Regions from separate parts of the Homo sapiens genome. Here region 2 is linked to region 1. The links are chromatin contacts, found by Hi-C or POLR2A ChIA-PET in ENCODE. All regions are on one chromosome and are shown on one strand. The core of a region is the stretch at or near the end of the contact, and the rest is flanking DNA. Distances in the headings are between cores, read along the strand shown. Region 1 holds the start of TTLL4 (tubulin tyrosine ligase like 4). Region 2 overlaps CYP27A1 (cytochrome P450 family 27 subfamily A member 1).

Evidence for each region. A loop is a pair of places that touch in the nucleus more often than their neighbours do. ChIA-PET counts read pairs that join two places held with the same protein, here RNA polymerase II (POLR2A). Pooled maps may share reads with other maps.
Region 2: a loop to region 1 is called in a map of ascending aorta, with 11 times the contacts of the local background. The contact joins the enhancer-like site here to the promoter of TTLL4 in region 1. A Hi-C loop is called at or near these places in 5 of 168 maps with a recorded cell type or tissue (aorta, ascending aorta, chondrocyte and 2 more), 3 of 37 single-sample maps with no recorded cell type and 16 of 50 pooled maps. POLR2A ChIA-PET finds 5 or more read pairs at or near these places in 3 of 52 experiments (HEK293, HEK293T and Panc1).

What each region holds. Positions count from the first base shown.
Region 1 is chr2:218,707,654-218,714,416 of GRCh38, forward strand. It overlaps TTLL4 (tubulin tyrosine ligase like 4), which reads left to right and starts at 3,182. Exons shown (of 20, transcript NM_014640.5): 1 at 3,182-3,384. It overlaps LOC124907983 (a long non-coding RNA gene), which reads right to left and starts at 3,831. Exons shown (of 2, transcript XR_007088089.1): 1 at 3,567-3,831; 2 at 1,949-2,433. RefSeq lists enhancers at 709-758, 2,984-3,083 and silencers at 3,464-3,513, 3,524-3,573.
Region 2 is chr2:218,802,634-218,809,396 of GRCh38, forward strand. All of the region lies in intron 1 of CYP27A1 (cytochrome P450 family 27 subfamily A member 1), which reads left to right. Among named protein-coding and RNA genes, the nearest start is that of MIR9500, 17 kb to the right of the region's middle. Within about 2 kb of position 3,823, at least 27 of the 41 ENCODE cell types and tissues checked have a DNase peak (open chromatin) inside an H3K27ac peak, as active enhancers do; they include ascending aorta, heart left ventricle and sigmoid colon, where a contact is called at or near this core.

The DNA of each region.
Region 1 (6,763 bases), core at 1,932-4,431:
TTGCCAGGGTGGAGCACAGTGGTGCAGTATTAGCTCACTGCAGCCTCAAACTCCTGGGCTCAAGCAGTCCTCCCACCTCAGCCTCTCGAATAGCTGGGAGTACAGACTTGAGCCATTGGGCCTAGCACATCAGCTATGTTCTTAGTATTCCCAATCCTTATTCAGATTTTTCCATAGTCTTGACAACAAAGAATCTCGGGCTCATAAATTTGAAAAGGAGAGCTTTACTTCTTATAAAGGGTTGCAGCCTGCAAGGTGGCCATTCTGACAGGCTGGGAAGTGTAGTTTCTGGCAGAAGCTGAAAGCAAGTACTTTGAGGGAGGGATAAAGGGAACAGGAATTTACACAGAGTGGGGTGGCTAAATACACATATTTAATAAGCTATAGGAGGAGTCATGATAATGAAAGAAACAAGTGCATGCACAATTGAGCTTCATGCCTCTTCATGGGTTGCATATGCAAAAAACGGCTGCATTCGCATGATCCTAGGGTGGAGTTTTCAGCCCTCTGATGTCAAAAGGTAAAGCGCAGGAAATGAAAACCCTCATTGTGCATCCTCTCCAAAACCCATCTGGAGATGATGGTCAGTTTTAGGAAGAGATGCATAGTGAAACTGATGAACTGTCATTTTGAAACTGCGAAGTCAGTCTGGGCAACATAGCAAGACCTTGTCTCTACAAAAAATTTAGAAATTAGCCAGGTGTGGTGGTTTGTGCCTGTGGTCTCAGCTACTTGGGAGGCTCAAGTGGAGGACTGCTTCAGCCCAGGAGTTTGAGGCTGCAGTGAGCTGTGTTCATGCCACTGCACTCCAGCCTATGTGACATAGTGAGATCCCTTCTCAAAAAAAAAAAAAAAAAAAAAGAAAAGAAAAGAAAAGGAAAGTGCAAAGAGTAGGGAGTCTGGTTCTGGCCTCTAAAACCAATGAAGGATTAATCATCCCTTTCTTGATTTCTAGAGCTGGTTTCTGCTTACTCCTTAGGAAAGAATTCTGTTTAAAGGTTAATAAGGAAGGGGCATATTGAGGTGTGTTGGACTTCCCATCTCATCATAGCCAGGAATTCAGTTTTTTTTTTCTTTCTTTTTTTTTTTTTTCAAAGAGTCTTGCTTTGTTGCCCAGGCTGGAGTGCAGTGGTGCGATCTTGGCTCACTGCAAGCTCTGCCTCCCGGGTTCACGCCATTCTCCTGCCTCAGCCTCCCTAGTAGCTGGGACTACAGGCGCCCGTCACCACGCCTAGCTAATTTTTTGTATTTTTAGTACAGGTGGGGTTTCACCGTGTTAGCCAGGATGGTCTCGATCTCCTGACCTCGTGATCCGCCCGCCTTGGCCTCTCAAAGTGCTGGGATTACAGGCGTAAGCCACTGCGCCCGGCCGGGAACTCAGTTTTTAAGGTTGCTCTAGTGTCCCCTTAGCCACGATGGGGTCCATTAAGTTGGTTGGGGTGGTACTTAAAATTTTTATTTCTCAGTCTCAAAAATGTCATTTTACAGTTTGTTTGAATCAGGATCCAAACAAGCTGCACTCATTGCATTTGAATATATTTCTTTTTTTTTTCTCAAGAGGGAGTCTTGCTCTGTTGCCCAGGGTGGAATGCAGTGGCACAATCTTGGCTCACTGCAACTTCTGTCTCCTGGGTTCAAGCGATTCTCCTGTCTCAGCCTCCTGAGTAGCTGGGGGCTACAGGTGTGCACCACCATGCCTGGCTAATTTTTGTATTTTTTGTTGGAGACGGGGTTTCACCATGTTGCCCAGGCTGGTCTTGAACTCCTGACCTCAAGTGATCCTCAGAGTGTTGGGATTACAAGTGTGAGCCACTGTACCTGGCCAACATTTGAATATATTTCTTAAATCTCTTATAATCTAAAACATCTCTCCTCATTTTTATACCCTAAAATTGTTGAAGGAAGAAGAGGTCATTTATTCTGTACATTGGCTCACATTCTGGATTTGTTTGATTGCTTTCTTGTAGTGTTATACAGTTGTTTCTCTTTATTTCTTGTTAACTGGAAATTACAGCCAAAACTTGATTAGAGTCACTCAACTTTTTTTTTTACAAAAATACGCTATACTTCATAAATATTTCTGTTCAATTGCATCACATCAAGAAACAATGCTCAGCTGTCCCATGTTTCGTGATCTAAGATTGATTAGTACATGTAGGTTATCTTCAGTGTACATCCTTCAGTGTAAAATTCTCCCATAAATTATCTAATACTTTTAGCATCCATCAACGACTGTTGACTAAATAAGTTATTTATTGAGATCCTTCCTCTGGTCCAGACTGTTTTCATCAGATTAGTTTTATCTTTGTCCCCTTTATTTCTGTAGCCAATTGCCTAGGAAAGATCCTTTCATCTTCCAGCTTTCTTAGATCTCCAAATCTCTCAGGTCTACGGACATCTGAGGCAGGAGCGCGATCTGGCTTGCCTGGGGAGCTAACGAGATAAGGAATTGAGTCAGTATTTCCTAACGTTCACACTTGAAGCCCATAAAGCAGGCAGGTGGTTTTAATTTTGCCCCGCTGGGTGGGTTGGGGTTAGGGAAGGATGGGTTAGAGGGAGGCAGAGTGAATCGGGCAATCTCCCCTTTCCTGCGGTCAAACTCAAAGGCTTTTTCTAGAAATCCTTCAACTGAGCCTGGGCCCTTTGATTTTCAATTGAGGCAAGGCCAAAGAGTCCAGGCCAGGCGTGGGGGCTCCCGTTGTAATCCCAGCGACCAGGAGGCTGATGCAGGAGGATCACTTGAGGCCAAGAGTTTAAGACCAGTCTGGGTAACATAGTGAGACCCTGTCCTGAGAAAAAAAATTTAAAAATAGCCCAGCATGGTGGCGTGCCTGTAGTCCCAGCTACTCGGAAGGCTGGGGGCGGGCGGATCGCTTGAGCAGGAGTTCAAGTTCGCAGTGAGCTATGATCACGTCGCTGCACTCCAGCCTGGGCGACAGAGCGAGATTCTGTCTCTAAAAAAGAAAACAGTCCATAGGGAGTAGGTGGAATTAGAGTAGAAAGAGAGAGTCCTGGATGCTCCGAATGGAGCCTTTCAGAGCTTTAACCACGGGACTACATCTCCCAGAATTCCGCTCGCCGGATCCCACCGCACTGAAGGGACTGCGCGTGCGCGAGTCAGGTGACGACCCGCCCCTACAGGCCCCAGAACCCCCGAGATTCCCCGCGCTTGCCTCCCGCCCTCTTCTTCCAGACTCTCGGTCTGTCCGCTGGGGGCGCGCGCGGTGTGTGGCAGGCGGCAGCGGCGCTGGCGGCCGAGTGCGCTTGTCACGCGTGGCGGTGCGTGGTTGCTAGGGGCGCCTGAGGCTGCCGGGTAGCCCAGCAGGCCGAGGGAGGAAGTAGCGTGGAGCCGGTGCCGAGCCGGGGCGAAGCTGGATCCCCTAGGTGAGTGCGGCTGCGGAGCCAGGGGAGCCGACCCCAGACACTCCGCCGGTCCCACGCTCCCGACCTCCCTCTACCTGAGTCCTTTCGCGCGGGTCCCCAGCCCTCCGGCCACTCTCACCCTAGCCCCGCTTCCTCCCGCCACCTCTCATCCCCCGGGAGGCCAGGGAGCCGCGGCCTCCTACCCGGCCGGGACTTCGCGCCTCCTCGGAGCCCTTCTCCTCTCCGCCACGCCCCGCGAACTTAGTCGGCCTCGCCTCCGGGTGCCCGAACACTGCCTCATCCCCTAGTTATGGCCTCCGAGCTTCCTCTGTCCTGCCGCGCTGAGGTTTAAATTCCCTCTGGGTGTGAGCCCAAGCTCCTCGCAGGCTCCAGGGCCGAATTTAACATGGATATCTGCTTTTTCACTTCTCCATCCTCAGTATCTGTAGAAGAATACGTTCCTAAACTCCACAGATTCAAACAGGATCTGAGATCCTGTGGAATTTAATTCTTCATTCATCAATTCCTTTATTTAATCATTCACTAAACAATTTTTAGTAAACATTGACAAATATTTAATGAGCCTGGGTACAATGGGAGGGATTGAGGGGATAGAGTGGCTAATAGGACAAGCATGTTTTCACGGAATTTACAGTCTAGGAGATTATTAATCAAGTAAACGAGCATTTGCCATACTGTGGTGTGTGCTGTGATAGAACAGGAAATACTTAATCCGGACTTACTTAGAAAACGACATTATTGCCATTCCTCCTGGTCTTCACATTCCCATTCTGGATCTCGGAAATATTTTAATCCTTCCTTGATGAAATCTTCTTTGCTTTCTCAGATACTACAAATCACCTATTCTTTAACTGCAGCACCTGTTGATTTAGCATTTGGGGGACCCTTTGGGACAGTGTTCCATCCCATCCTTCTGTTTCTTGCACTGAATACTGAGACACTGTTTGCATTTAAACCACCCACTTTGTGCTCAGAAAGTTAGCAGCTACTTATATTGGACTGAATCAATCCTTGAAAAATTATCAAGTGTTTTCTGCGAATAGAGAGGTGGGAGGACATTCCAGATACACAGTGGCTTTAGGAAAGGGACAGCAAGTCCTGAAAAGAGAACTGGAAACAGTTTGACAGACCTGGGCTAGATTTGGAGGGAGCCATCCAGTAACAAATAGAAAGAGTGAAGTTAATAGGGGTTAGATCACAAAGGGCCTTGGATGTTTTGCTGAGTTAGAACTATATCCCTGGAGCAGTGGTTTTCAAGCTGGAGTAATCAGGGTTGTAGACTTCCAAGGGATACACTTGCACGTCTAGCTTAACATGAATACATTTCCAGATCCTCAGCTTCCCAGTGAACTTTTTTTTTTTTTTTTGAGACAGAGTCTTGCTCCGTCACCCAGGCTGGAGTGCAATGGCACGATCTTGGCTCACTGCAACTTCCACCTCCTGGGTTCAAGCGATTCTCCTACCTCATTCTCCGGAGTAGCTGGGATTAGAGGCGCATGCTGCCACGCTCGGTTAATTTTTTGTATTTTTTAGTAGAGACGGGGTTTCACCATCTTGGCCAGGCTGGTCTCAAACTCCTGACCTCGTGATTCACCCGCCTCGGCCTCCCAAAATGTTGGGATTACAGGTGTGAGCCACCGCGCCCGGCCCCAATGAACTCTTTTTCTAAAACTTCCCTTACAAAAAAAGGGTAGGAGGCTGTGTGTGGCAAATCCCTCACACTTCCCAAATTTTAATATGGTGTATTGGCCTGAGTGTAAAAATGTCCTCAGATACAAATAAGGACTACTTTGGAAATATTTATTTTCAGGAACACCTCCTTTAGTGATTTAAGTTACCTCCCAACCCAGAAGGCTTGCCAATACACAATCCCATTCGTGTAAACTGTATTCTTTGTTAAGATATTCTGAAAAGAACACAACAGTTAAATGTAACGGGAATGTCTTTTGGGACAATGGAATTTTTAAGTTATTTGGATAAAACTTGCGTAAAATTTTTAAAGAGATTTCTTTTAGTTCAGGTGTGTGTTACTCAGTAAGATAGTTAATACCTATTTTAAGACTGGGTGTTGTGGCTCACACCTGTAAATCCAACACTTTGGGAGCCTGAGGCAGGCTGATCGCTTGAGACCCAGGAATTCGAGACCAGCCTGGGCAACATGGCGAAACCTCTTCTCTACAAAAAAAAATATGTAAAAATTAGCCAAGCATGGTAGCGTGCTCTTATAGTCCCAGCTATTTGTAGGCTGAGGTGGGAGGATGTATTGAGCCCAGGAGGTTATCCAGGCTGGAGTGCCATGGTGTGATCATAGCTCACTGTAAACTCCAACTCCTGGGTTCAAGCCATCCTCCTGTCTCACCCTCCTGAGTAGCTGAGACTACAGGCATGCGCCACCCATCTGGCTAATTTTTTAAAATTTTTAGTAGTGATGGGGGTCTCTCTATGTTGCCCAGGCTGGTCTCAAATTCCTGGGCCCAAGTGATCCTCCTGCCTCAGCTTCCCAAAGTGCTGGGATTACAGGAGTGAACTACTGTGTCTGGCCTAGACGTTACCTTATATGTAAGGAACACATAGTTTTAAAAATTCTTTCAGGGATACATTAGTAAAATCATGTAAAGAATATGTTCCAGGAAAACCACAGAAAGATAATTATCAGGAAAATCATGTCAGATTTGTATTTAAGATTACTGTAGTGTCAATATGTTGGTTGAATAGGAAGAATTTTAGACTGGAGGCAGGGAGCCAATGAGAAAACTATTATAGTGGCCTAGGCTAGAGATGATGAAGGCTTTATGTTTGCTCTAGTGGAAATGGAGAGGGTTTAGAGAGATGTTAACCATGGTAGTGTTGACAAAACCTGGTGGCAGAATAGAGGTAGAAGAATGGGACAAGGAGCAGTGTAGAATGATTGTAAGTTTCTGATTTCAGTGACCATGTGGGTGGTGATGCAGCAGCACATCCAGGTAGAAAGGCCCAGGAGTTCATTCTGTAGGTCTGGAGCTCACAAGAGAGGCCTGGGTGATGATAGAGTTGAGAATATAGGAGGTGGTTGAAGCCGTGACGTGGAAGGGATTGCTCTGGGAGAGAGGTAATAATGGCAGCTGCCACTTGTTGAGTGCTCACTGTGTGCCAGGCAAAGTGAGAAGTCTGAACTCAGAGCAACACCAGCATTGAAAGGATGGGTAGAGCAAAGAGGAAGGAAGAAGGGGACAGAGAGAATACATAACCAAATGCAGAAATGAATGTGTGAATAGGAAGTTGTCATTTGCTGAAAATCTGTATCTAGATGAAGCCTTAACTTCAGAATCCATCTGATACTCATGTTTTGGAGTTGGATTTAGCTTTCTCACTAGATTCCTTCTATGACCTTGGAATTGTC
Region 2 (6,763 bases), core at 2,573-5,072, 96 kb after region 1:
GCCGATGTTTTCTTCGGAGGGCAAATAAATAAGAATAAACCCAGCCTCTGCTCCCTTATCTAGGATCTAGGAACTGATACTGTTATTTTCTTTTTTTCTCTCTTTTTAAGCCATTCTAGTGGTTAACAGTGGCTTTGGTTTGCATTTCCTTAATGACAAATGATGTTGAACATCTTTTCTTGTGGTTAACAGTGGCTTTGGTTTGCATTTCCTTAATGACAAATGATGTTGAACATCTTTTCTTGTGATTATAGGCCATTTGCATATCTTCATTGGAGAAATGTCTATTCAAGTTCTTTGCTTATTTAATTAATTAATTTATTTATTTTGAGGCAGAGTCTCATTCTGTCACTCAGGCTGGAGTGCAGTGGTTTGATCTCGGCTCACCGCAACCTCTGCCTCTTGGGTTAAAGTGATTCTCATGCCTCAGCCTCCCAAGTAGCTGGGACTACAAGTGTGCGCCATCACGCCTGGCTAATTTTTGTATTTTTAGTAGAGACAGGGTTTTGCCATATTGGCCAGGCTGGTCTTGAATTGCTGGTCTCAAACTCCTGGACTCGAGTGATCTGCCTGCCTTGGCCTCCCAAAGTGCTGGTATAATGGGCGTGAACCACCACGCCCAGCCATTCTTTGCTTATTTTTAAACTGAATTTGTCTTTTTGTTGTTGGGTTGTAACAGTTCTTTGTATACTCTGGATATTAAACCCTTATCAGATATATGATTTACAAATATTTTCTCTCGTTCTATAAGCTGTCTTTTCACATTCTTGATAATGTCCTTCGAGGCACAAAAGTTTTAAATTTCTTTTTTGAGACCGAGTCTCGTTCTATTGCCAGGCTGGAGTGCAGTAGTGCGATCTTGGCACTGCAACCTCTGCCTCCCAGGTTCAAGCAATTCTTCTGCTTCAGCCTCCCAGGTAGCTGGGACTACAGGCACACGCCACCACACCCAGCTAATTTTTGTATTTTTAATAGAGAAGAGGTTTTGCCATGTTGGCCAGGATGGTCTCGATCTCTTGACATCGTGATCTGTCCACTTCGGCCTCTCAAAGTGCTGGGATTACAGGTGTGAGCCACCGTGCCCCCGTCTTTTTTTTTTTTTTTTTTTTTTTTTTTTAGATGGGAGTTTTACTCTGTTGCTCAGGCTGGAGCGTATTGGTGCAATCTCAGCTCACTGCAGCCTCCACCTCCCGGGTTCAAGTGATTCTCCTGCCTCAGCCTCCCGAGTAGCTGGGACTACAAGCATGCGCCACCACACCTGCCTAATTTTTGTATTTTTAGTAGAGATGGGGTTTCACCATGTTGGCCAGGCTAGTCTTGAATTCCTGACCTCAGGTAATCTGCCCACCTCGGCCTCCCAAAGTGCTGGGATTACAGGTGTGAGCCACCATGCCTGGCCAAAAGTTTTTAATTTTTATGAAGAACTATTTATCTATTTAAAAAAAATTCCTCATGCATTTGTTATCAAATCTAAGAATTCATTGACATATCCAGGGTCATGAAGACTTACCCTTATATTTTATTCAGAGTTTTATAGTTTTAGCTCTTCTTTTTAGATTGTTGATCCATTTTGAATTAATTTTTGTATATGGAGTGAGGTAGGGGTCCAGCTTCATTCTTTTGCATTTAGTTATCCAGTGGTCCCAGTACCATTTGTTGAAGAGACTTTCTTTCCCCATTGAATGGTCTGTGCACCCTTGTCAAAAATCAGTTGACTGTAGATGTTCTAGTGTATTTCTGAATTCTCAGTTGTATTCCATTGGTCTATATGTCTACACTTACACTAGTAACTTACTGTTTTGATTACTGTAGCTTTGCAGTAAGTTTTGAAATCAGAAAATGGGAATGTTCCAACATTGTTTTCTTTTTTAATATTGTTTTGGCTATTTAGGGCCCCTTGCAGTTCCATATTAATTTTAGGATCAGGTTTTCCATTTCTGCAAAAAGGCTATGGAATTTTGAAAGGGAATGCATTGAATTTGTAGTTTGCCTTGGGGAGTACTGCTGTTTTAACAATATTAAGTCTCCTAATCCATGAACATGGATGACTTTCCACTTATTTAGGTCTTTAATTTCCTTCAGCAGTGTCTAGTAGTTTTCAGTGTTCAAATGTTTCACCTCCTTGGTTAAAAGTATTCCTAGGTATTTTATCTTTTGGATACTATCATTAGTCTGTTTGGGCTGCCATAACAAAATACCACAGACTGGATGGCTTAAACAACAAATTTATTTTCTCACAGTTCTGTAGGCTAGAAGTGAGAGATCAGGGTGCCAGTGGTTGGTTTCTGATGAGGGCTGTCTTCCTGGCTTGTAGTTGGCTGCCTTCTTCCTGTGCCCTAGAGGGCAAGCTCTCTGGTGTCTCCTATTATGAAGACACTAATTCTATCAGATCAGGGCCCCACCCTTATGACCCCATTTAACCTTAGTTACTTCCTTAGAGGCCCCATCAACAAATGCAGCAACACGGGGTTTAGGGTTTCAACATAAGAATTTGAGGGGAGTGCAGACATTCAGTCCAAAACAGAGGTTATTGTAAATGGAATTATTTTCTTAATTTCCTTTCAGATTGTTCTTCCAGGTTCTTAAAACTCTAGACGAGCTACTGTTAACAAGTTTCCTACGTATCCTCTTCCCCACCCCCTTTCTATGTCTGTCTCTGTCTCTCTCATGTTCTTTGCATTGTCTGCAACATGTTTCTTTCTGCTGGATTCATTGACAACTGTTAAGTATGTACTGAGTGTCTTATTAATGTGCTTAGCAGTGTGCCCAACAATTTGGGATGTCATAAAGAAGTATGACATGGTTTTCACCCATGAGGATTTTCAATTTAGTTGAAGAGACAAGACATCCGCAAAATAATTAGAAAACTGTTTAGGAACATATGTAATCAAATTCTCAACTGTCTGGCCCATGCACTAGGATAAGAACTCCTTAAGAATGGTCTTTTATGCTGTGCTTACTGCTGTATCCCTAGGAGGAACAGGACATGAGATTCATAAATGAATGTTGAATGAATTCAACATTCTCCTGCTTTGGAGTTTTGTCAGGTGGGGGCTAACCCTCCCATTCATCCTGAAAGATGATCTTTGTTCTGCAAAGTGGCTCTTAGACAGGACCCATCCGAGAATGCTGGGACTTTCCAACTGGCTCAGGTTACGATCTAATGGTAGGATCACAGACACAGCACGCATCTCTCAGCAAGTATCCTGCTGTCTTTCTAAAATAACTTCTTACATAAGTAGATCCTTGTTAAGTTCCACTAAGTAAACTAACTGAGGAGCATGAAGGAAGAAGGCATGGCTTAGCTAAAAGGAGAAATGTCCCAGAAACCTCCATACTGACAGCCAGGAAGTAGTCTCAGAGGCTTTGGATTCCAGGAAAGAAGCTGGTATTGTTTTTCTACTTTAAAAATATAACTTTTTTTCTGCTGATTCCAAGAACGTGGCAAAAAATTTTTGAAAAATAAATCACAGTATAGAGAAGAAAGTAAGTTAATTTGTAAAGCACTGTTTACCACCATTGAGATAACTGCTGTTCAGATTTTTATTAAAATGTTATACATAAGTTTACTTCAACTTAACAGAAGGATAAGAAACCAAACTTTAGAAAAATATTTCTTCAAAATGGTATATATTTGTTTTAAACAGGTCTTCTAAAATTAAAGAATTAGGAGACATATTAAGAGGCTGGACTTATTGCAGTAGTTCTCAATCTATGGTGATTTCATCCCCCAGGGGACATTTTGGAAATGTCTAGAGACATCTGTGGTAGCCACAACTCAGAGGGGGTGCGGTACTTGTGGGGAGAGGCCAGGAATGCTGCTAGGCACCCGGCAACGCACACCACTGTCGGCTACAACATAGAATTATCCACTCCGAGTATTAACAGTGCCACAGTTGAGTAATCCTGGGTTGTTATTGCATAATATTGTGGTTTTAAAATAGTACACGCTTTTCAAGGGCCTACGTTTGTTTCCAGTTAGAAGGACATAGTTGTTTTCTCAGGGATCCGTGGAGTAAGTGGTTCAGAGCATGGCCTCCAGCCAGGTGTTTGGAGTTTGAATCCTGACTCTGCTACTTAATGATAAAGTGACCTTGAGCAACTTCTTTGGGCCTCAGTTTCCTCATCGGCAAAATTGTGGTAATATTAAACCTACCCCAAACAGCTGTAGTGAGGATTGAATGAGCTAATATAAGTAAAATTCTTGGAACAGTGTCTGGTTCATGGTCAGCTCTATGGAAACACGTGCAATTATTATTGTTAATGTCTTAAACTGGAAACAAATTAAGCCTACTTTTAGGACAGGTCTCCTAGGGAATTTTTTTTTTTTTTTTTTTTTTTGAGATGGAGTCTCACATTGCCACCCAGGCTGGAGTGCAGTGGCATGATCTTGGCTCACTGTAACCTCCTCCTCCTCCCGGGTTCAAGCGATTCTCCTGCCTCAGCCTCCCAAGTAGCTGGGATTACAGGCGCCCACCAACATGCCCAGCTAATTTTTTGTATTTTTAGTAGAGACGGCGTTTCACCATGTTGGCCAGGTTGGTCTCGAACTCTTGACCTTGTGATTTGCCCACCTCAGCCTCCCAAAGTGCTGGGATTACAGGCGTGAGCCACTGTGCCCGGCCCTCCTAGGGAATTTAATAGAGGAAAATAGATGTGTATGTAAAGTATTTTTTAAAAAGCAACCTTTAAGGAAAAAAACAAAACTCACTCACAGGAAAATGATATGGCTGGGGCACTTATAAATCTAAGGAGTATTTACAGGAATTCAGAGGCTCAGCAAGGATTCCCTGCCTTCTAGAACTATCTGGTCAATGTCAGGTGACTTACTGTTTCAGAAAACATTTCTTTTTGTACCTTTAGACTTTAAAAATTTGAATAGGTAATACATTATCATAGTTCAAGACTCAAACAATAGAACATGATACACACTAAGCAGTCTGACCCCCTCCGCTGCTCCCCTGACCCTCCCATAGTAATCACTTTATATTTATTTATTTAGAGACAGAGTCTCACTCTGTCATCTAGGCTGGAGTGCAGTGGGTACAGTCATGGCTCAATGCAGCTTTGACTTCAAGCAATTCTCCCACCTCAGCCTCCGAGTAGCTGGAATCACAGGCGCACACTGCCATGCCCAGCGAATTTTTTTTTTTTTTTGTAGAGGCAGGGTTTTGCCATGTTGCCAAGGCTGATCTCAAACTCCTTAGCTCAAGTGATCCTCCAGCCTTGGCCTCCCAAAGTGCTGGGATTATAGGGGTGAGTCACCATGCCCGGTCCAGTAATCACTTTCACTAGTTTCTTATGTATCCATCCAGTATTTTTCTATGAAAGCAAATACAAATACTATATATTCTTATTTTAGACCTCCTTTCTTAGGCAAAAGATATACTTTTTCACATAATCTATCTTGGATATCTTTCTGTATTAGTACACAAGGAATTTCTTCATCCCTTTTTAAGGTGACATAGTATTTCATTATGTGGATATCTCATGCTTTGTTTATAAATTTGCTCGTACTTTTGTAAATATTAACAAATCGTCCTCCAAGTAGGGATGTGTTATTTTGGAGTCCTACCAGCAGTATATTTTCCTTCCAGGAAAATAGGCATATTCACTGCAGTTTGCAGACGATCAGCTGTTCAAAATTAGAACACACTGGCAGGTGTTCCTGGGAGGTAGAAATGGGAAACAGGTCTAAATGGATGTTAGGGGTTTGTCAAGACTGTCCTTCCAGGAACTGGCAGAATCAGCCATTTGTTCAAGGTGATGTCTGGGTATATGGGTGATATATTGGAGGCAATTATGTTGGATTGGTCCTAGGAGAATCCAGTTTTTAACACCAAAACTAAGATCCAGTAAAGTTGGAGTTTTTCTGGACTATGGGTTGGGTGACGTTTCCTTCTGTAATTTGAATGATAGATTTCATCTCCACAATTGGTAATGTCTCTTTTATAGAAGGTCTTTGGCCTAATTTCTATACTGGAACCGATTCTGATCCTCTCAAAATCTCTTCAGTAACTGATTAGGAAAGATGAAGTGCCCAGGAAACCACTGTGTTTCATTTTCTTTCAGTTTGTAGGTGTAACTTACCTAGGAAATATAGTCTTAGGATTTGTGGGTTATTTTAAATTTTTACCCCCCAAAACGTGTTTCTTTTCCTTCTCATTTTCAGCAACTATAAGACTATCATAGCAATGTCAATTTCATAGAGGCCGTGGATATCTATCGTCAAGTGCTTTAGAAATTCTAAGATAAAATATTTGAGAATTATATTACATAACATGGCCAGTACTTTTTTTTATTTCTTTTTTTGTCATGTTCTTAGATTTCAAAGACAAAATCATATGGAAGCTCAGGAAACTCATGGGAAATAAATAAATAAATAAATATCATACCGCATGGCTTACTTACTTATTTTTGGACCCTGACTTTCTCATCCAGCTTATTGTTTTTTCTGTTTTCTCATCAGTCTTCTTTTTTCTTGTTGATTACATAAGGCATTCATCATTTCATTGACAGCAAGCTGCAGTAGATTTAAATACAAAAAAAGGAGCTATAGGCTTTCTATCTCACCTCACTAAAGGGCTCAGTTTCCCTCAAATGCTGGCCTCCAACATACACCTCAACGTACCTCAGTTTGCCATATAGCCCATTTTTCCAAACTTTCACTCCTCCAAGGACCTCAATGCCTCCAGTTCCACCAGACACGCATTGCTCTAATATTCTAGCTCCTTGTGTGCCCATTTTTTAAATTTGCTCTTCC